2 separate regions of the Homo sapiens genome follow, and region 1 is linked to region 2. Evidence: chromatin loops called from intact Hi-C (ENCODE). Cell type or tissue: B cell. All regions are shown on one strand. Links, peaks and the distances in the headings refer to the core of each region. The heading gives the core; the rest is flanking DNA.

What was found. Peaks named below come from ENCODE experiments on the same cell type or tissue, not always from the same donor. Only the 100,000 strongest peaks of a DNase experiment are listed, where the experiment ranks them.
Region 1: a loop joins it to region 2, with 6 times the contacts of the local background. A loop is called at or near these places in 1 of 110 quality-filtered maps.

What each region holds. Positions count from the first base shown.
Region 1 is chr7:35,864,095-35,874,681 of GRCh38, forward strand. SEPTIN7 (septin 7) reads left to right here. Exons shown (of 14, transcript NM_001788.6): 5 at 8,572-8,672; 6 at 9,547-9,681. Among named protein-coding and RNA genes, the nearest start is that of SEPTIN7, 68 kb to the left of the region's middle. In B cell, for the core only: no CTCF peak of the experiment used is centred there; a DNase peak (open chromatin) is centred at 5,227; H3K27ac peaks cover 1,535 bases.
Region 2 is chr7:35,703,755-35,714,341 of GRCh38, forward strand. No RefSeq gene overlaps it. Among named protein-coding and RNA genes, the nearest start is that of LINC03013, 7.4 kb to the right of the region's middle. In B cell, for the core only: CTCF peaks have their summits at 5,908 and 6,109; a DNase peak (open chromatin) is centred at 5,897; H3K4me3 peaks cover 667 bases.

The DNA.
Region 1 (10,587 bases), core at 2,215-7,214, 160 kb after region 2:
ATTGCATTAGATGGTGTAGAGAAAACGTGATTTATAGAAAAGCTATTGTGATTTAAATATAGTGTTCTATATTAGTCAGTGGGATAATACCATATCATAGTTGAATGGCAATAGCGATTCTGTAAGACTCCCAAGGTATATGTGATCTGATTTACTAGTTCTCAGTCTTTGCTATGCATTCCAATCCTCGGTATCCTGTTAAATTTAGTTCTTCTAGTAGGTCTGAGATGGGCTGCAATTTCTACATTTCTAACAAGATCACAGGTGATGCTGATGCTGCTGGATGGTAGATCACACTTTATAGAGCAAGGGGCTAGATTCTAGATATGTACTTTTTATTAAATAGTACAGCAGCCTGTAGCCACATGTGGCTATTAATCTTTGAAATGTAGGTGGTCTGAATTGTGATGTTCTGCAAATATAAAATATACCACAGATGTCTAAGACTGAGCATGGAAAAAAAAATCTCAATAATTTTTTATATTGATTGTATACTGCAGTGATAATATTTTGGATGTATCAGGTTAAATAAAATTGATTGATTTCACCTTTTTCCTATTTTAAAAGTGGCTAAGAAAATTATAAATTATATGATTGATATGGTATTTTTGTTTGTCAGCACTGCTCTAAACTGTTGATTAAAAATATTGTTGGTGAGCTCTGCTTATGTGATATATAGGACATGAGCAGAGAGGAGGCAAGTGAACAGTTCTGGCTGGAGTTGGCTTCATTCAGGCAGTGATGCTTTTAGCTGGATTTGAAGAAGTGGTAGTGATCATCCCAGTGCACAGGATGGAGGGACAGTCTGTATATTCTGGGCAGTAACTCATATATCAAACTATAAGATGCAGTTTAGTAACTAGATCCCAAAGGAGTAATTTTGTGAAGTGAATTTCTTATTTCTCCTTCTCAATGTTTCTATTTTAGGATTTTTTTTTTTTTTGGTAACCTTTATAGGGCTTGAGATTTAAAATTACCTGCAAAATTATGCTCTAAAAACTTGTTCCTACATGCTTATTTATTTTGTGATAAATATTGGAAATTTTAATCCTAAGCAAGAAAATGAACTTTGAACTTTCTTAATTTGGGTATCTATTAGGAATACCTTAATTTAGGTATTTATGAATTTAGATATGCAAGATAAAACTAACCACTACCCAAATTAATGTACAGTTCATTTCCAGAACCCTAGTTTCTTCTGTGTGCTCACTGTCATTCAGTATTACACCCCCCAAAGATACACACCTTAACTGACTGCTTTCTCCATAGATAAATTTGCCTGTTCTTGAATGTTACATACATATACTTTTTTATATCTGTTTTCTTTCAGTGAAGATTACGTCTGTATTATTTACTCATGTTGGGTGTAGTTCTTTTTCATCGTCATCGTATGCTACTCCATTGTGTGAATGTATCAGTATATCATTTATTGTTTATTTTAGATAAGCCTTTGGGTTTCAGTTTTTTACTAATAGGAACATTCTTGTGTATGTCTTGGTGGACTTAGGCACTCATTGCTGTTGTGTGTGCATAAAGATATAAAGGTATTTGAGTCTATTTTCTTTGATTTCTAGTGAGGTTGAACATGTCTTTTGTACTCATTAACTGTTATTTCATGAAAGTGTTTTGATAATATTTTCTGTCATTTTATTCCTGATTTATAGGAGTTTTAAAAATCTAACTAATAATCCCCTACATTTTAGATATTGCAGACATTTTCTCCCCAGGCAAGCATCTGTTAAAGATGTGACATGCCCTCAATTTATTAGAATTCTTACATTGGCCTAGCTTCAAAATAAATTGTCTAAACCCATTTTACCTTCCTTTAAAATAACACTTCAAAAATATCCTCTTCTGTTGTGAATATCTTCCCAGAAACTCTCTTTATCTTGAAAACAAAGGGGTAATGGAGGTAAGAATATCTCTAGGAGGATTTTTAAGACAGAAGCCTGTGCACCACTGTTAAATATCTTTTCTTTACCAAAAGGAAGACCTGTAACATTTGAGAACCAGATTGATCCTTACTAGAATCCTGTAGAAGTCCTCTTTCCTGATTGAACCATGGAGGTGTATTCTTTTATATACTGGAAACCAGTTGAAGATCATCTAAACTCTTTTGCCCACTTACTCAGGAAAGAACATGCCATATTACAGACAGGGTCAGAGTCATTCAAGAAGCCTGAATGTAGTTAGAAAATGAGAATGTAATCTTTTTGATAGTTGGCTGGCTCCTTACCAAGCCCAGTAGTCTAGCAGATGATCTGCCCTTGGAAGCTAATAAACTCTCACAGTAGAGGGGAGTGGTCACCAGTATTGTATCTCAGTCCAGACATATTAGACTGGTAAACATACAATCCTGAGTTTCAGAAGACAAACGTTTATGAAAATGGGGAGAAAAACTGTCTCCTATTATGTGGCTGAATAAGGAGCAAGATATTAATAAAGACCATGATCTCATATTCTCATCCCTGGGCATTATCTATTTATAAGAGACTTGTATCTTAAAGGAGATATTCATTCACATTCACAGTCTTGGAAGGAATGGGAAGCTGTGTACACTGAACAGAGAGCTGATTTTTAGCCTCCTGTGTGTAAAATAGCAGTTCTGATTCAAGTGAAGTTTTCAGTATTGATAGAAGCTCATTAAGATTAATTCTTAACCTCTTATCTTGGACCTCAGGACCCTGAGTTATATCTGTGCATTTCCAGATGCGAGCTGACACCAGTCCTGGAATTCTTTATACCAGTGCTTCTCAAACTTGAGCGCACATCACAATCACCTGGAAGGCTTGTCGAAACACAGATTGCTGAGTCCCTTTCTTCATGGTTTGCTATATAGCAGGTTTGAGGCAGGGCCCAACTAATTTGTATTTCTATTTAGTTCTCAGAATGTATTACTGCCAGTCTGGGTACTACATTTTGAGAACAACTGCTCTGCTGCAAACTGGTTTTATCCTGTGTCTGTCAGGGTGAAAGGAGGAGAGGGAAGTGTTTTACCTTAGTTCTTTCAGAATGTTTCAAGTGGAATGAAATGGTACCATGTTACCTCCATTTTTTACTTATATATATATTTTTCCAAAAGATTGATGAAAATGAAGTGAAAAAAATTGAACATTTGAGCTCTACTTCATGTTTCAGTATCAAATATAGATACCCAGATTAACAAAATTTTTTGGAAAAATATTGCTTACAATGTTGTATGTATGTTAACAGTTAACCGTTATTTTATAATTTTGTACCATTTGAAAATTTTTATATTTATTTATTTATTTTTGAGATGGAGCCCTGCTCTTTCACCCAGCTGGAGTATAGTGGCGCGATCTCGGTTCACTACAACCTCCACCTCCAAAGTTCAAGTGTTTCTCCTGCCTCAGCCTCCTGAGTACCTGGGATTATAGGCGTGTGCCACCACGCCTGGCTAATTTTTGTATTTTTAGTAGAGATGGGGTTTTGCCTTGTTGGCCAGGCTGGTCTCGAACTCCTGACCTCACGTGATCCGCCCGCCTCGGCCTCCCAAAGTGCCGGGATTACAGGCGTGAGCCACCACGCCTGGCCTGCATTTGAAAATTTTTAAATCATACTTCATGTCACTGAAAGGGTATCATCTGTCTTTTCTTGGGAAGAAATTATCCTTTCTTCTGAGATTGAAGTCCATTTTAATTTTCTCTTAATGTATTAAGATAATTCTTTTGTGCAATGACACTGTTAGATTTTTTAAAGTTCTTAGTTGGAAACTACGCTGCTCCCCTTTGAAACATTTTATTGGTCCATGAAGTGTTTTTTTTTTTTCTTTCCGAGATGGAGTCTTGCTCTGTTGCCCAGGCTGGAGTGCAGTGGTGTGATCTCAAGCTTACTGCAACCTCTGCTTCCTGGGCTCAAGCAATTCTCCTGCCTTAGCCTCCCGGGTAGCTGGGATTACAGGCGCGTACTACACCTGGCTAATTTTTGTATTTTTAGTAGAGATGGGGTTTCACCATGTTGGCCAGGCTGGTCTCGAACTCCCGACCTCAACTGATCCTTCCACCTCAGCCTCCGAAAGCGCTGGGATTACAGGTGTGAGCCACCGCACCCAGCTGGTCCCTGAAGTTTTGTAAATCAAACTCTGTAGATGAAGTGGGTGCAAAATTTTGAAAGTGAGAAAAGGTGAAAGCAGTATGTACTTCTCTGGGGTAACATACTTGATAGACTCCTTGAAAAATTTTCACAGAGCCCTATCAGGAGAGTCTCCTGTTGACAGCTGGTCCAGTTTTGATAGTTTTTGAGCCATTCACATAACATATTTGAATGCTTGTCTTAAACTAAGTTTTGGGGCTACAATGATGATAGACAAAAAGTTCTCAAAGATCTCACAATTGTGGGAAAAATATGGACAAACAATTATGACTTAGTGAGAAAGATGCTTTTGTAAGGTGCTGTAGAGGTGACCTTGGCAAGGTAAATTTTAATGAAGTGGTAGCAAGATGGCAGTGGGTTGAGAAGTGAGTGGTGAGTCAGTGAAGATGGGTGATGGCTATTAAGGAAGGGATGAAAAGGGATACCTAGGAGTGAGTATAGAGGACTCAGAGAGTGGTTTGATGATTTCCAAAAGAGACCTGAGAATGGTTATATCCTGTGGCAAGTCATTCTCTAAGAAATGAGAGATTGACGATAGAGGGGAAATAGTGTAAACGGTTGTCAAGATGAATCTAAAATGGAAATTAATCAGTTCCCTAGAACATATTGAGAAATTAGCTTTAGGAAAAAGATATATTTCACACACACTGTACCATGGAAGGTACAGTGCTGATTCAGACAGACTGGGAATGGTCTCATTTTTAAGTGGAGATATGAGGTACTTCACTGAGCATTGTGACAGACATGGGCTTGGGAAGAGCCTACTGGGAAATGGGAGAGGCATGAGACTAAGGAGCACATAAGAGGAATATTAGCAGGGAAATTCTTGTTGAGGTTGAAAGTCATGAATTTTATGGTATAGGAATAGAAAGATGGGTTAATCCAGAGTGGGATTTGAGTTGGAAAGGGAAAGAAATAAAGGTTTTGGGAAGGAGGTTGCTAATAGAAAATGAGAGGGGCAAGGGATTTGAGGTCTCAGTGTAAGGAGACAGGGATATGAGAGGTAGAGAGGTTCAGAATAGAAGGCCAAGTTAGAGTTTTGGGATCAACTTTCTTAGTAAAGTAGTTCTGGGTCTTGATGAGAAGGAGGTATTCTTTAAGCATAACTGTTTTACTATTGGTCACTTCCTCTTTCATTTTCTTGTGGAACACGATGAAACATGTAAGATGATATTTGTCTTTTGAGCCAGTAAATAAGCAAAATAGATAGTTTTTGTGTTTGAGCTAAGTGGAGTATCTCAGGCCATTCCAATGTCTTCAGAGTTTTGGCTGTAATGCTACCTCTTGAGCAAGTGAAGGTAGAGGTAGGCTCTTGACAGAAAATTTTAACCCTCTCTTCAAAATGTTATGTTCTTAATTAAATAACATTTTTTATTTACCTTAATAAGTGGCATGTAAACATTAAGTTAGGTTAGTTTATATGACACTGTATAATAAACATTGTTTGACTTTTTTTCCTCAGATGGTAAAACTGAAAACTCAGTATACTGGAACTCTTGTATACTGTATACACTCAGTATTAGAAAATGAGTACCTTGGATTTCTGGAATCTCAGATGCCAAAAGAGGTCTCAATAGATGAATTATACATAGATGATACATGGACGATAGCTTTAGTTTTATTTATTTTTCAGGGAAAAACAGTTGAAAATGCCCTTGATTCATTCTTTTGGTATTAAATGATGCAGCTAATCTTAGAGAACCCTGAGTGATGCCATAAAGATGTTGATGTGACCTGCTTAAGGAAAGTGCGTGGGAAAGTGGCCATTTGGAATAGATTTGTTAGAAAAGTTTGAAATTCTTGGACTTCAACTAATTTGTTTTCCATGGATCCCATGAGGATACTTGTAAAAGCAGATGATAGGATACAGTCGGATCCTGTGAATGGCACTAGTTTAGTTGTGTTTTCTGGATCTCTTCCATATGTCGCTGACTTCTTTGTATTTGACCGTGTATGGATACACAGAATTTTGTAGGCCAGAGAAGAAAAGAAGCTTTATAAACATTCCTTAAAGTGTGTAAAATACAAATCTTCATTTGTCTTAGCAAGTCAATAAGTAATTAAGTTGTTGAACTGATTTTTTTTAAAAAACAGGGAAATATCTTAAAATTTAAGCTGTTAAGTTAAAATGTGTAATTGGTATACAGCATATTACTGAAGGTAGAATGGGCTTCGTTTGGTAATAAAGGAACCAGAAATAGTTTGAAGTAAAATTGGGAGATGATTCATGTAGATTTACTATATTGTTGTATCACTTTCTAGTGTGTAGTACTATGTTATTTAAAAGAGTAAGTAGGTAAAGGAGTGGTATGATTACTTTGGATATTTCTGCTTCAGCCACAGTTACCATGAATAAATGATCTGTCTTTATAAAGGAGATGGAAGTGAATTCAAGATATTGAGATGTTAGATTTGACTGGGTTGTCCTTTGGCTAGAAGATCACCAGATAAAATGTAAACCTCCTAAACTAGATGAGATGATACCATTAAACATTTTTTTTGGCCCAGCACTTTGGGAGGCTGAAATGGGAAGATCGCTTGAACCCAGGAGTGAGGCTGCAGTAAGCTATAATCTGCCATGCACTCCAGCCTGAGCAACAGAGTGAGACCCTGACTAAAAAAAAAAAAAAAAAAAAATGTTTTTCCTTTGGTTCTCATGATCTCACACTGATGAATCTGATTGTTTTCTCTGAGTTATTTTGCCTCTCTCATGTTATTAGGGTAACCTGATAATAGACATGTTATCTTAGTTGTGTGGTATGTGACAGTGATCTCCTAAATGATGTGCATCAATCATTGATACTGAGGATGATCAGAAAATATTACAACTGTTATTGATGTTTACTTTTTTAATCTACAGATTAATGATAATGCATATTAATACTTAATATTCAGATTGCCAATAGTATATATTTGGTGGATAAATATCTTTTGGATCTGCAAAATTTTCACTTGATAGTTTATATCAGGATCAAAGCAGTTTAAAGAACATTAAAAGATAAGAATTTGGCATCTCATTTCTCTAAAAGATAAGTCATGTGTGTCCACATCTCAGGCAATTTTTTTCAGTTTTAATAAGTTTTATTCCTCATAATAAAATTTTTTTAACAGAAAACTCTTGATTGCTGTAGACCTCTGCTGTGTATTCGGTAGTCACTAGCCATATGTGGCTATTTAAGTTAATTCAAATTAAATAAAATTAAATATCAGCTCCTCATTTGCAGTAGTCAGATTTCAAGGACTAAGTAGCCACATGGACAAGTGGAAGGTGGTGTTCAGTTGCTGCTCATAATAGTTGATACCCTAGGATTTGGAGATGCAGTGTGGATACACAACAATTCCATCATCTCAGAAAGTGTTATTGGATAGTGTGGCTACAGACTTTTCTTGCTCAGCAATCTTAGTCTCCGCATGTTAGTCTCTTCATGCATCAGGTAGCATCTATAAAACATGCCAAAAGGAAGTAGGCTATCTCTAAAAGTGTCCCAAACTTTTTGTCTTGTAAATTAGCTTATCAGCATACTTGGAGCCTCTAGCCTTAATAAGGACTTGTTATCCTTATTAAATGTGTTATCAGGAGAAAGCCTGTCTTTTTCTGGAGGAATTATTCCCTTTTCATTTGAATCCGTGTTTGCTTTATCTTGGGTTCCTGAAAACTGATATTTTGCATTTAACAGCAGCATATGCCCAGGATGAATGATAATACATCTTCTGATACAGAGCTTGAGATTACAGAATGTCTTAAATTGTTCCAGGAACTGTTGTTATCATTTAAGTCCAATAATCAGTTAGTAAGGTTTCACCCTACCAGAATACACTTTTTTTTAAAATAAAAACTGTCTGGACTTTTGCTGATTACATTGTCCAGAATGTGGAGTATCACATTTGAGAAAAGGATTGGATCCTAGCCATAACATAAATACAAGGGTAATACATCCATGCTGAGAAAGATTAAGGAATGATAGTAAGTTTATTTGAGTGAGTGGTTGGGGCCAAACTTGATAGAGAATAGTCCAGGAAGACATTTACTGTAAATGGTAGATTAGATGTTCTTCTCTGATTAATTACATTTGAACTCTGTGAATTATTAAATCACTCAAACTGCTTATTTGTATTATTAGATGCACATTTAAGTTATATAAGTATTACATGTCTTTAGTGGTGATCACTATTTTATCAGTTCCTCTGTCTGTCTTTATACCAAGTATGAGTCATAAACCCAGTATGAATTTGCCAAGAGATTGGCAGACTATTTGTATATATGCTTTTCTTTCAAATAATCTGGATTTCCAATGCCCGCTATCATCAATTCTAAAGGTAATGTGGTAGTAGGTAGATTTAGTTTGCTAACAGTTTCCCAGTTGGTTTTGATAAACTCGAACGTCCCTACCATCACCCCTTGTAGGAAATCACTGATGTAATGTATGATATTAACATCTGCACCAATTACTCTTACAGGTGGAACAATCCAAAGTTTTAATCAAAGAAGGTGGTGTTCAGTTGCTGCTCACAATAGTTGATACCCCAGGATTTGGAGATGCAGTGGATAATAGTAATTGGTAAGAAGGGTTTGTCCTCACAACTTTGCAGTGCATTTGGGGTACTGGGGTGGTTAAACTTTTTCTTCTTAACATTTTAAAACTTCTCATCTTAGCAAAGGTCACCAAACTTCAAGCAACATGACTTGGGTTTGTATACCAACTTTGCCACTTATCTGACAAAGTTGTTTAACTTCTTTGAACCCATTTACTTTTCTATAAAATGGAGATAATACCTATCATAAAATTGTTTTTAAGACATATTCTAAAATAACATAGGTAAATAGAAGAATTCTCATTATTGTAAGAAATTTAAAACTGTTCACTTTAATTTTATTCATTTGTATAAATTCTATCTCAATCCTAATTTAAACCTGATATTTAGACTTTCAGTTTTTCTGTAAGTCCTAAGTGAAGAAAACAACTATGAAATTTTAGTCTGAAGTAATTATCTTAGTATTTTATAAATAATACTTTTATTTTTGTTTGAATTCACATTGTTTTTGAGGTAATTTTCTGTCAACTCTTAAAACTCCCAAGTTCACCATGAAGTTTTTTTATTATTTAAAGTAATCTCTCATTTGAAATTTTAAACTGCATATAATTGTTTTCATATTATGAAGTGTGTTATTAATACACTTATTAGTGCAAATAATATGCTAATATTTAGCTGTGTTTCGACAGTAAATAGTTTATTTTCTTTCATTTGGAAAGTTTTGAATAATGAATATTTATTCAACATAATTTATATTTTTGAATATATAGAATAACTTGACATATCTTCTACTGGTAAATTCATTTTGCCCATTTGAAAATACTGATTATTGTCCTTTAACAGTCATCAGTTAATTCATATGTAGAATTGCAGCTTGTTTTGTTTATTTGCGTTCTATAGCTGGCAGCCTGTTATCGACTACATTGATAGTAAATTTGAGGACTACCTAAATGCAGAATCACGAGTGAACAGACGTCAGATGCCTGATAACAGGGTGCAGTGTTGTTTATACTTCATTGCTCCTTCAGGACATGGGTCAGTACCTTGATACTTCTGATTCCTTTTTTGTTGTTGTTGCTTACTGTTACCTTTATGTGCATACTTTAGTAATCTTTAAGTTTGTGAAGTACACACAACTATAGCCATTATGAAGTACTAAATTTCATGTAGAAATGTCTTAGTTGAAAAGCCATTTTAAGTCCTATATAAGCTAACAGTGATTTTACTCCTTAGTTCTTCATTCATAAGGATTTTCCCTGCTTCATGAAATAAACAGTGTTGCCACCATGGTTTGAGGTCTCAATGTGGCAAATTTAGCTTTCATGTTGACCACTCTGCTACTAATAGAAATACCAAATAAAGAGAAGCAGCCATACCAGTTAGACATATTCAAAATAAATCCAAAGATGCTATTTATTATAAGTTTCATAGAAATGATTATCAAAAACACTTGCATGCCAATGTTTTCTTGTGCCATTTCTTTCTACAATAAATCTATTTGGCTTCTGTTTCACCTTAGCTGTCATAGACGTGTTGTTCAGGTATCATATTGTCAGTACTAATCTTTTGTTTATTAGGACTTAAGACCTAAGAATCTAGACATTAATCTAATCTGATTGTTCTGTTTGTTATAGTTAGCCTGTACTCCCTTTTTTTGTTTTTTGTACTTCTGCTGTCATTTTGAGTACATATATGTGTTATTGACAACTGCAGAATTTTCCAGTTATTCTTCCTCAGTCTTTTCCTTTGGGTAAGTAACTCAGTATATATAATTCAGCCACCTGATGATTATAACTCCACCATCTCTCCACCAAAAGAACTGTAGTAGCATCAGGCTAAATAGCATTAAGTTATCTAACACTCACATTACAGTAGTGTAAACCAATTCCTTCAAGTATACCTTTCTCTTCTATTTTTGGCTTCTTGCTCTCTTTTACTTTT
Region 2 (10,587 bases), core at 2,937-7,936:
ATTTCATTTTAAGGGTTGCTGAATTATAGTAACAGTTAAATTCACGGTCACATCACTATGTATATATGTACACACATATGGGTATATGTACACACATGTACATATATATATATATTATAGGTCATTGATTGGAAAAGAATGGAGACCTGAAAATTGGAATAGGGCCATCTCCTTGGACCCAGATGATGCTGACAATCTTGAAACTCCAGGTCACTCTAAGCTTTGCCTATTCGCGAAAGTAGCTTGCCTTCTGGAGACTAACCTTTCTTTGCCTGAAAACTCTGTGATAACCTCACTTGGGGCAGAGTCCTTAAAAGAGGATGTTCCTTCTCAAGACCTACCATAACCACTCGCTATCGCCACTAGACCTATAACTACAGTTACATCTCAGCATGCCCCACAGGGACAGGTACACACTATGACCCAGGAAGAACTAGCTGACACACCAAAAGAATTGTAAGACTTTGCTAATATATATTGGCAGAAATCTGGGGAATATATCCTAAGGGTGTTAGACCAAGGAGGGTAAAATAAAGAGCCAGCTTGCTATGCTTGTACTTGCTAGAGATTCCAGATTTCATGTGTTAGCTCATCCAGCTGAAGGTGGCTCTTACAATTTATTGGTGTATTGACTGAAACTTGGACTCAAAGACAGCCTACATTTAATACAGCTGAGATGCCAGAGCTTTCCTGGCATCATGTGGAGAAAGCAATCCAAGGACTTAGGGAGATAGGAATGTTAAACTGTATCAAGTGTTACCGGCACACCCTTCTCCTTCCACTGTTCCATGAGAAGGCCCATAAGACACTCTCTTCACTAAGGCATTGAGAGGTACATTAGTAAAAGGGAGCACCTGCATTTTTGTAAAGCTCTGTGGTTGCTCTTTGTAGACCAGGTGGGAGTATAGGGATGCCACCATTTAGATGAACTTCCTAGTTGTGCCACTTGAGAGACAGCACTATGGAAGGCTGGGGATATGTTTTACAGGATGAAGTATATTCTTTGAATTCAAGACCATTGCATGCAGAAAGGCATGCAGATTCAAGCTCAACTGCAAAAATACTTAATGTCCATTATTTACATTAATATTTGTCTCAGTCACTATTATAAAGGACACAAAGGATAGTGAGATATACTTGCCTTCAAAGAGTTTGCAATCTAGTAGGAGAAAATAAGACACACATGCAAGTGACTATAAAACAAAATAGAGTAAAGGAGGTATCCCAGGCCCTTGTGTACACCAACCACCTTATGTCTCAGCCAAAAGTGGAAGAAGGAAGTGAGGAAAGGGTGTGATCTGCTATATCAAATTTAGCTGGGGCCATTTGCAAAATGGAAACAGTGCTTTGACAGGATTCTTCCTTTCCTTAGTCTTTTCCAGCTTTTCCTCACATTTTCCCAGAGTATACCTTCCTTAAAACTTCATCTACTTTTTTTTTTTTTGAGATGGAGTCTTGCACTGTTGCCCAGGCTGGAGTGCAGTGGCACTATCTCGGCTCACTGCAACCTCCGCCTCCCAGGTTCAAGTAATTCTCCTTGCCTCAGCCTCCCAAGTAGCTTGGATAACAAGTGCCCGCCACCAAACCTGGCTAATTTTTTTTTTTTTTGGATTTTTAATAGAGACGGGGTTTCACTATGTTGGTCGGGCTGGTCTCGAACTCCTGACCTCATGATCCGCCTGCCTTGGCCTCCCAAAGTGCTGGGATTACAGGCATGAGCCACCGCGCCTGGCCAAAACCTCATCTACTGCCCTTCCTCAGGCCCAGCTGAGACTCCTTCAGTTTGGCAACTGGGAAAAGAGACCCAGCTGTGCCCCAGGAAATAAGATGGACCCCAAATGACCAGGCATACATATCTACCTTCCCCATATCAATGTCTGTGTCCCCACTGCCATTATTAACAACAACCTCATTCTTTTTCATCACACTCCCACTGTCTCTTCCCATGTCACTTCCAGTATCTACAGCAACTTCTTTATGTTGGTAGTACCTTCCTAATTAATTTTGTTAAAGTTCTGAGGCCAGATCTAGGATCAGCAGAATAACTGGTTAGTTTGATTGACAAGGGTAAGGAATAGGGAATGACAGCTAAGTCAAGTACTTCAAATACTACATGCTAGAAACCCATTTCCTTCATTCATTCTAAGGATTTAGCACTCCAGAGTTACAAACTTTTATACTTCCTGTCTTATCTTGAAAATTTTCCAAAAACATGCATAACACATTTTAAATAGTTATATAACTGGTGAAGAGAAAAGGCCAAAGTTCTTGAGAAAAATCTTGGCTGAGTTTGCATTTTTTCTCCATCTTAGTTTTTTTGTGTATTTCCTTTCATGACTCCCTATGGTTTGTAAAGTTGGTTGAATCTTTGAAAAAGCAAGCTAGCTTTGACTAAGAAAACTTGTTAAATTTCAGGCTTTAGAGAGTAATGGGACAGCTTCCTGAGTATAATGTTTGTAACATTCATTTTTAAAGAATGCAGGAGTTTATCTCCCTGAAGAGATTTATGTTTTACAACTTTGATATTGTCCAGTACTAAAATGCTCAGTTCTGTTGCAAGAATGTGTAATTAGGATAAAACAACTTAACATTAGTGGAGTTCCTATTACAGATGTGGAGTGTGCTAGGTGTTTTATGATGATCTCTTTGAATCCCTTTAAGATAAGCCCTGAGTCTCTCCACTTTCAAACTTGTCCTATCCTGTCCTTAGACACTGTGAAATCTAATAATGCATTTACTATATGGTAATGACTTTTTTTTTTTTTTTGAGATGGAGTCTTGCTCTCTTTCCCAGGTTGTAGTGCAGTGGCGTGATCTCGGCTCACTGCAACCTCCACCTCCCAGGTTCAAGCGATTCTCCTGCCTCAGCCTCCCGAGTAGCTGGGACTACAGGCATGTGCCACCACACCCGGCTAATTTTTGTATTTTTTTAGAGATGGGGTTTTGCTATTTTGGCCAGGCTGGTCTCAAACCCCTGATCTCAGGTGATCTGCCTGCCTTGGCCTCCCAAAGTGCTGGGATTACAAGGGTGAGCCACCACCCCTGGCTGGTAATGACTTAAGTCTGTCTCCCTCACTAGACTATGTGCTCCCTGAGGCTAGATATTGTGCCTTAGCCATTTCAATATCATTGTTGCCTAGCACAATCCTTTTTGCAGAGCAACAATAAATATTACGGACTAAATTATAATACTTAGTTTACAGAGGGAAATGAGCTGTAGGGAAGTTACCTGCCTAAGTTCGACAGTTAGTAATTGATAGAGCTGTTGATACTAAAGCCCTTGACTCCTTTCTTTCTTTTCTTTCTTTTCTGTCTCTCTCTCTCTCTCTTTCTCTCTTTCTTTCTGACAAGGTCTCTCTCTGTCACCCAGGCTGGAGTGCAGTGGCGCGATCTCAGCTCATTGCAACTCCGCCTCCCGGGTTCAAGCAATTCTTGTGTCTCAGCCTCCCAGGTAGCTAGGATCACAGCCATGAGCCACCACGCCTGGCTAATTTTTTTTGTATTTTTAGTAGAGATGGGGTTTCACCATTTGGCCAGGCTGGTCTCAAACTCCTGGCCTCAAGCAGTCCACCCGCCTCAGCCTCCCAAAGTGCTGGGATTACAGGCGTAAGCCACCGCGCCCGGCTGCCCTTGACTTTTATTCACAGTATTTCTATTTAAGAGCATGCAGTTCTATAGGGTTTTGTATGCCCATTTTACATCCTCTATCTTGTGAGCAATAATAGTAATATGTCTGGGAGAGTCTGAGCCACATTCAGGAGGAGATTTGGCAAAAAGAGTTAAGGAAAAAGCCACAGAAGCATCATGGGTACAAAGTTTAGAAGCAATGGGGGGGCATCGGTCTTTACACATCTGTTAGGAATGTCATGCAGCTAAAAGCAGCATCCCTGATAAACCTGTTTGGTATCTACTCGGCAAAACGGAGAAAACCCATAGGAATTTCAGCATTGTACCTGTCTTGTCTCTTGTACACATTCCTCTCTCATTTAATGGTTGGTCATACCAGAGGCCATTTTCCTGCTAACTCCTTCTCCGCCAAACTCAGTATTTTAATGTACTAGTTGTTATTGCACATATAACTAGAATCTTCTATAATTATTATATGTTTGTAGCTTTTCTCTTGTGTCTGTGAAAGTCATTCTTTGGTTAACATAACCATCTTTTATTCACTTTCACCCAAAATTACAGTTCATAGCATACTTCAGGAAGGGAAAATGTTGAGGCATCCTCTTTATAAACCACCTAAATTTCTAAGGATGCCAGGGAATCAATGGTGGTAAATAAGCTTAAAGAAAGAAAAGAAGTCTCAGCTTAACTTGAGACTCAATTTTGCTCAGATTCATTTGAGAGATGACACTTTTTGATTCCCACCATTTATATATATATTAGTTTCTTTTTTCCTTTCACTCTTTCTTTATTTTTGTTTCATTTTGTTTTGTTTTGTTTCTTTTTTGAGATGGAGTCTCACTCTGTCACCCAGGCTGGAGTGCAGTGTCACGATCACAGCTCACTGCAGCCTCATCCTTCTGGGCTCAAGTGATCCTCCCACCTCAGCCTCCTGAGTAGCTGGGGCTACAGGCGCATGACCCCATGCCCGGCTAATTTTTTTTTATTTATTTTTTGTAGAGATAGGGTTTTGTCCTGTTGCCAAGGCTGGTCTTGAACTCCTGGGCTCAAGCCATCCACCCACCTTGGACCACAAAATGCTGGGATTACAGGCATGAGCCACCACAGCCAGCCTAGTTTCCAGTCTTTTCATATTTCCCTTAGAATCTCCATTTTGTATACACAATCTCATTTTTACTTATCATGAACAAAAACCATTTTTAGATTGCTGTTTCATAGGCTTTTAAAAATCAGGTATGGGCCGGGTGCGGTGGCTCACGCCTGTAATCCCAGCACTTTGGGAGGCCGAGGCCGGCGGATCACTTGAGGTTGGGAGTTCGAGTCCAGTCTGACCAACATGGAGAAACCCTGTCTCTACTAAAAATACAAAATTAGCTGGGAGTGGTGGCACATGCCTGTAATCCCAGCTACTTGGGAGGCTGAGGCAGGAGAATTACTTGAAACCAGGAGGCAGAGGTTGTGGTGAGCCATGGTCGCACCATTGCACTCCAGCCTGGGCAACAAGAGCGAAACTCCATCTCAAAAAAAATTATATATATATATATTCCATGCATTAAGAAGAATTTCTAGAACTATATAAACCAAAGTGTGGAGTGAAATTGTAGTGGGCATTTTATTTCTTTTTGTTTATATTTTCTACTTTTTCTAAGTGAACTCATTTTACTATTTTGATTAAAAAAAAAAGCTATTTAAAAGAAATTTTAAGTTCATTTATTCCTTCATTCAGTAGCAAGTCTTGGCATTATTTCTCAGTTTGAGCCTTTTAAAAAATAATAATAAAATATACATTTTACAAGAACAACCAGATTCTCTTCATAGCCCTTACATTTTGAACTAATGTATTTTATTTGTTGACAGTTTGGGTGAAGTCAGAGAGACATTTTCAAGTTTAAATTTCAAATTTCAAGTGTTAATTTCTATATAAAATCCTTTCCTAAATCAAAATTTTTACTTCAATAAAATGGATCTACCTTTATGTTTTGAAAAACTATGATTTTTAAAAATGAATTAGGCAAGATTGAATATTTTTCTTTTACTGTATTTTTAAATGTTGCTTATTCACAAATCCTTCCATCCTTCAGATTAAGGCCTAATTTGTGAGTAATATTCAAGTCATTAATTTCACAATTACTATTACATTATTAAATTTCTATTTAGAGGTACTTAGTGTCATATTTTCAAAAGGAAATAGACACATCTAAAACAAGAAACAGGAAACGCAGCATGAAATGTACCATTGCGGTGGTTAACCACAGTAGCCACTGGGTGTCTCCACTGCTTCACACCAGTCACTATCTCTGATGGAAGTTTCCAACGAAAACAGGAGATGAAGAGCAAAGCTTTATTTACAGAATTCTTAATTAGGAACTGATGCAGCATTTACATGCCAGACATTTTATTTAGAAACAGTTCTGCTCATGTAGGCAATATTTTCTTGCATTCTTTGATAACTGGGCATTTGATTTGCCAAGGAGAGGAAGGGAAACATTTATTATTTTTCTTAACATCCTATCATTTCCTATTCCAATTTTTAAATCGGAAACAAAGATTCTTCATTTGCGACATCTTGGCTATTTTCATAGCTACCATTTTCAGAGTTCTATAATGAAATAACTCTACTAAAAGCAAGAAAATTTACCACTAGACAGGAATATGGTATGTTTTCCTTTTGGAAAAGTAGAAAACTATATTGCTGGTAGCTTTCTACCTCTGAGAAATGTCACTGTGCCCCAAAAGAGCTAGTGAATAGAAGAAAAAGACAGGAATCAGCCACAGAGTAGTAGAACTGGCCTCTGGGTAGGTGATCTTTAAAGTTAACTCTCCACCAGGCAGGGTGGCTCACGCCTGTAATCCCAACATTTTGGGAGGAGGTATGCAGATCACTTGAGCTCAGGAGTTCCAGACCAGCCTGGGCAACATATGAAACCCCATCTCTACTAAAAATACAAAAATTAGCCAGGTGCGGTGGCGCACACCTGTAGTCCCAGCTATTCAAGAGGCTGAGGTGGGAGAATTGCTTGAGCTCAGGAGGTTGAGGTTGCAGTGACCATGTCACTGCACACCAGCCTGAGCAACAAAGCTTGTCTCAAAAAAAAAAAAAAAAAAAAAAAACAACAAAAAAAAAAAACTAACCATTCCTGGGATTGCAGATCTAAACCTTGGGACTGACTATAATTTAGAAACTTAACCTCAGTTTATATTTCTAGATGCCATTAAATTTGCAATTTGTTCATTTAGGGTACATTTTTTTCTTCATCTTGCCTTCTTTTAGTTTAATTTTTCCACTCCAAACCTACCGCTTTCTTCTGTGTTCTCAGTTTCTTCTGCCATCTACCATTCCCATTTTTATTTTTCCTTCGCTGCCCCTTTTCATTTGCTTGGTTGAGTAGATAAATTTTGAATGAAAGTCATTGTTTTTCAAAAATCCTACCTTAGCCTCAAATCATTCCATCAGAAGAAAGGAATTCTAGAAATTTAACATAAATAGTTCAAAGTTTAAGATGCTCCCTAAACACAAATACAATTGCATACGTCCCCTAGTATTCACTGTGATATAATAAACTGACTATATAACTGATTTACTTATCTGCTTAAGGAAACTAATGAATGGTGGAATCAGAAGAACAAACTTCGAATTCAAACAGCAACAAAATTATAGACAACATATTTTTGATTCTACAAACTACAAATAGAGTAGCCAAACACAGAACTTGGTGTAGGTGACAGAACTTCAAGACGGAAAGTAGAATTTAAATATCAAGTTCACATTATCAGGAAAAGATATAGTTATGAGTTAAAGAATACATTGTTTTAAATATTCAAATAAATGAGGGGGAAGAAGTAATATAAGATTATGGATCCCAGATTTGACATTAATTTCATATCATGTACTTAATTCACAGAGTTCTCTGCAGAAGGGGAAAGGATTAAGGAATCTCATAGGTGATCAGGGAGAGAGTGGATCTCAGCTATCTTCTACCAAGTGAAGACAGATCCACACAAAACCCTACATAGCCTTCTGCAATTTGCTATTTTTACCTAACATTTTATTTTTAAGATTAAATACTACATTTATTTTTTTTAATATAGTAATGCTACATTTACCATCAGTCTTCGTTCGCTTTAATTTAGACCTGAAGCTCAGTTTTCCCTATTTTTGCTTGTTCACTGCACAGTCTGGCCACATAAAAATTTACATCTACTGGAGAAAATGAAGGATTGCAGACAATTTCTTGAAATGCAGCTATGATTTTAATCTTATCTGTTTAGCATGAAGAAACAGATTAAGAAGAAAGGCATATTTTCAGAATTTATTATATAGTTTTGAAAGATAAAGACATATGTATGTTTATGTTCATCGCAGCACTACTCACAATAGCAAAGACATGGAATCAACCTAAATGCCCATCAGTGGTTGACTGGATAAATAAAATATGGTACATATATACTATGGAAACCTATGCAGCCATAAAAAAGAATGAGATCATATCTTTTGCAGGGACGTGGATGGAGCTGGAGGCCATTATCTTAAGTAAACTAACACAGAACAAAATGCCAAATACACAATGTTCCCACTTATAAGTGGGAGCTAAACAACAAGAACACATGGATACTAGAAGGGGAACAACAGACACTGGGGCCTACTTGAGGGGGAAGTGGGGAGGAGGGAGGGAATCACAAAAGAATACCAATCAGGTAATATGTTTATTACCCAAGTGACAAAATTATTTGTACAAAAAACCCCTGTGACACACAGTCTACCTATATAACAAACTTGCACATGTATCCCTGAACCTAAAATACAAAAAACAAAAAGCAAAATAAAAATAATCTAAGCTATTCAAGTAATGACCCAAAAGTTCTTCTATATGTTAGGAAGACCAGTAAATGCATTACTAAGCAGCTAGGCTGAGATAAGGGTGAGAGAAAGAGAGCTTTGGTGCTAGGATTTAATGGTCCTGTAGTCTAGTCCTGACTCTGCTGTCACAGTTTATTTAACTTCTTTGGGCTCTCAATTTTCTCTATAACATTAATCAGTTGGCCAGGCTCAGTGGCTAAAGTCTGTAATACCAGCACTTTGGGAGGCCGAGGGGGGTGCGGATCACCTGAGGTCAGGAGATCAAGACCAGCCTGGCCAACATGGTGAAACCCCATCTCAACCAAAAATACAAAAATTAGCTGGGTGTGGTGGCACGCGCCTGTAATCCCAGCTACTCAGGAGGCTGAGGCAGGAGAATCGCTTGAACGTGGGAAGCAGAAGTTGCAGTGAGCCAGGATCATGCCACCGCACTCCAGCCTGGGCAACAGAGTGAGGCTCTGTCTCAATAAATAAAATAAAATAAAATATAAAATAAAATAAAATAAATAATAAAATAATAAAATAAAATAAAATAAATAAAATAAAATAAAATAAATCTGTTGGACCAGATGTCCTTGGTGCTAATTTTCAATGATCTGTGACATCATAAAATAAAAAATATAAAGACTAAAAATTTATTCTAGCTCACATGCTTTCATTTTCTGTATGAAATAAATTTTCATTATGATATGTTGGTGAAGAAAGTACATAGTGTATTAGTACCCATTTCTCAGGACACAGAGTATATTTAACTAACTTATTATATAGCCATGTAATTTTGCCTACATTGCACATTTTGTTCACATCTATACTTTATTTACTTCTGAGTCCTTGCTGATAGGCCTCTCTCCTGATTATGATATTGCTTTTGTGGTGAAATAGGATCCACTTCCATGATCTGTGCATTGGAGATTCAGGAGCACATTGTAGAGACTTCTCGATGTAGGTGAATGATAAGGACTACGGATGTAGGCATACTGTGTTAGAATCACCTGCAGATTATTTGGCAGTTTTTAAAATTATTCCTGGGTCCTTCTGTTATAAGGATAGGGCCCTTTACTAAAGCTGCAAGCTGCAGAATCCTCCTCAATCTTTTTATTTTTTAGCTTTTATTTTTTTTAAGCTACTCCTGCTGGAATGGGAACCTCCTCAATCTTTATCAGGAAAACAACAATAACAATCGAATTTTAGAGGTTTTTTGAATTCCTGATCACAGATACAAATAATTAGTGGTCTGGAAAGTAGTTAAGTGTAATAAAAAATATAATGTTCCTTATAACATTGAGAGCTTTATAGTAACACAAAGGATGCCACACCCAACCCACCTCACTCATCCTCCCGCTGTTAACAACCCTGGTCCGCAATTTCAAAAGAAATGGCCTAAAATTCTTTTTAAACCATCATTTACGTTGAAGCCAATTTAAAAGTGTGATCAGGGATATAGACAACACAAGTGCTAGAGCTATAAAATAAATTTTGGTGATTGCCCAGGCATTTAATATCTTTTTTTAACCAATATTCCCTTTCTAAAAATATAAATTTATATGAATAATGGATTATTTATAATGATTTGTCTTTGAGTAACCCTTTTCCCCTTCTTTGTCATAGAGGGAATAATCCTAATTTATTGCTGGGGGAGTTGTCCTATATTGTCTTATTTCAAAAAGAAACAATCTACTTTTGTGAAAAGCCATCCTAGCATGTAACATTTTAGCACACTGTTTCTCAAGATGTTTGCACTCACAGACACCAATTGTATCATGTCTTTGGGATATGATAAAATTATGTTTAAAATTCATGTTAAAGCTATAGGGTTTTTTTTTTTTTCTGATCTACGTATCAGCCTTACCTCCACGGACTTCACTAATTATATTTAAGGAATTAGAAAACTTCCTTCCTTAATTTTATTCTCATTAATTTTTCTAGGACATTTATTAAATAAAATGGGTTGTTAAAGTATGTTAAGTGTGTAGGGCATGTAACCAGTCAAATGTCAAGGTTCTGAGTAGGTTGGATTTCATGGTCAAGGATAATCTCTTTTAATATTCACAATCTCATTCTTACATATTCCCATCTCCCCTAAGTCTTTCATTTCACTTCTA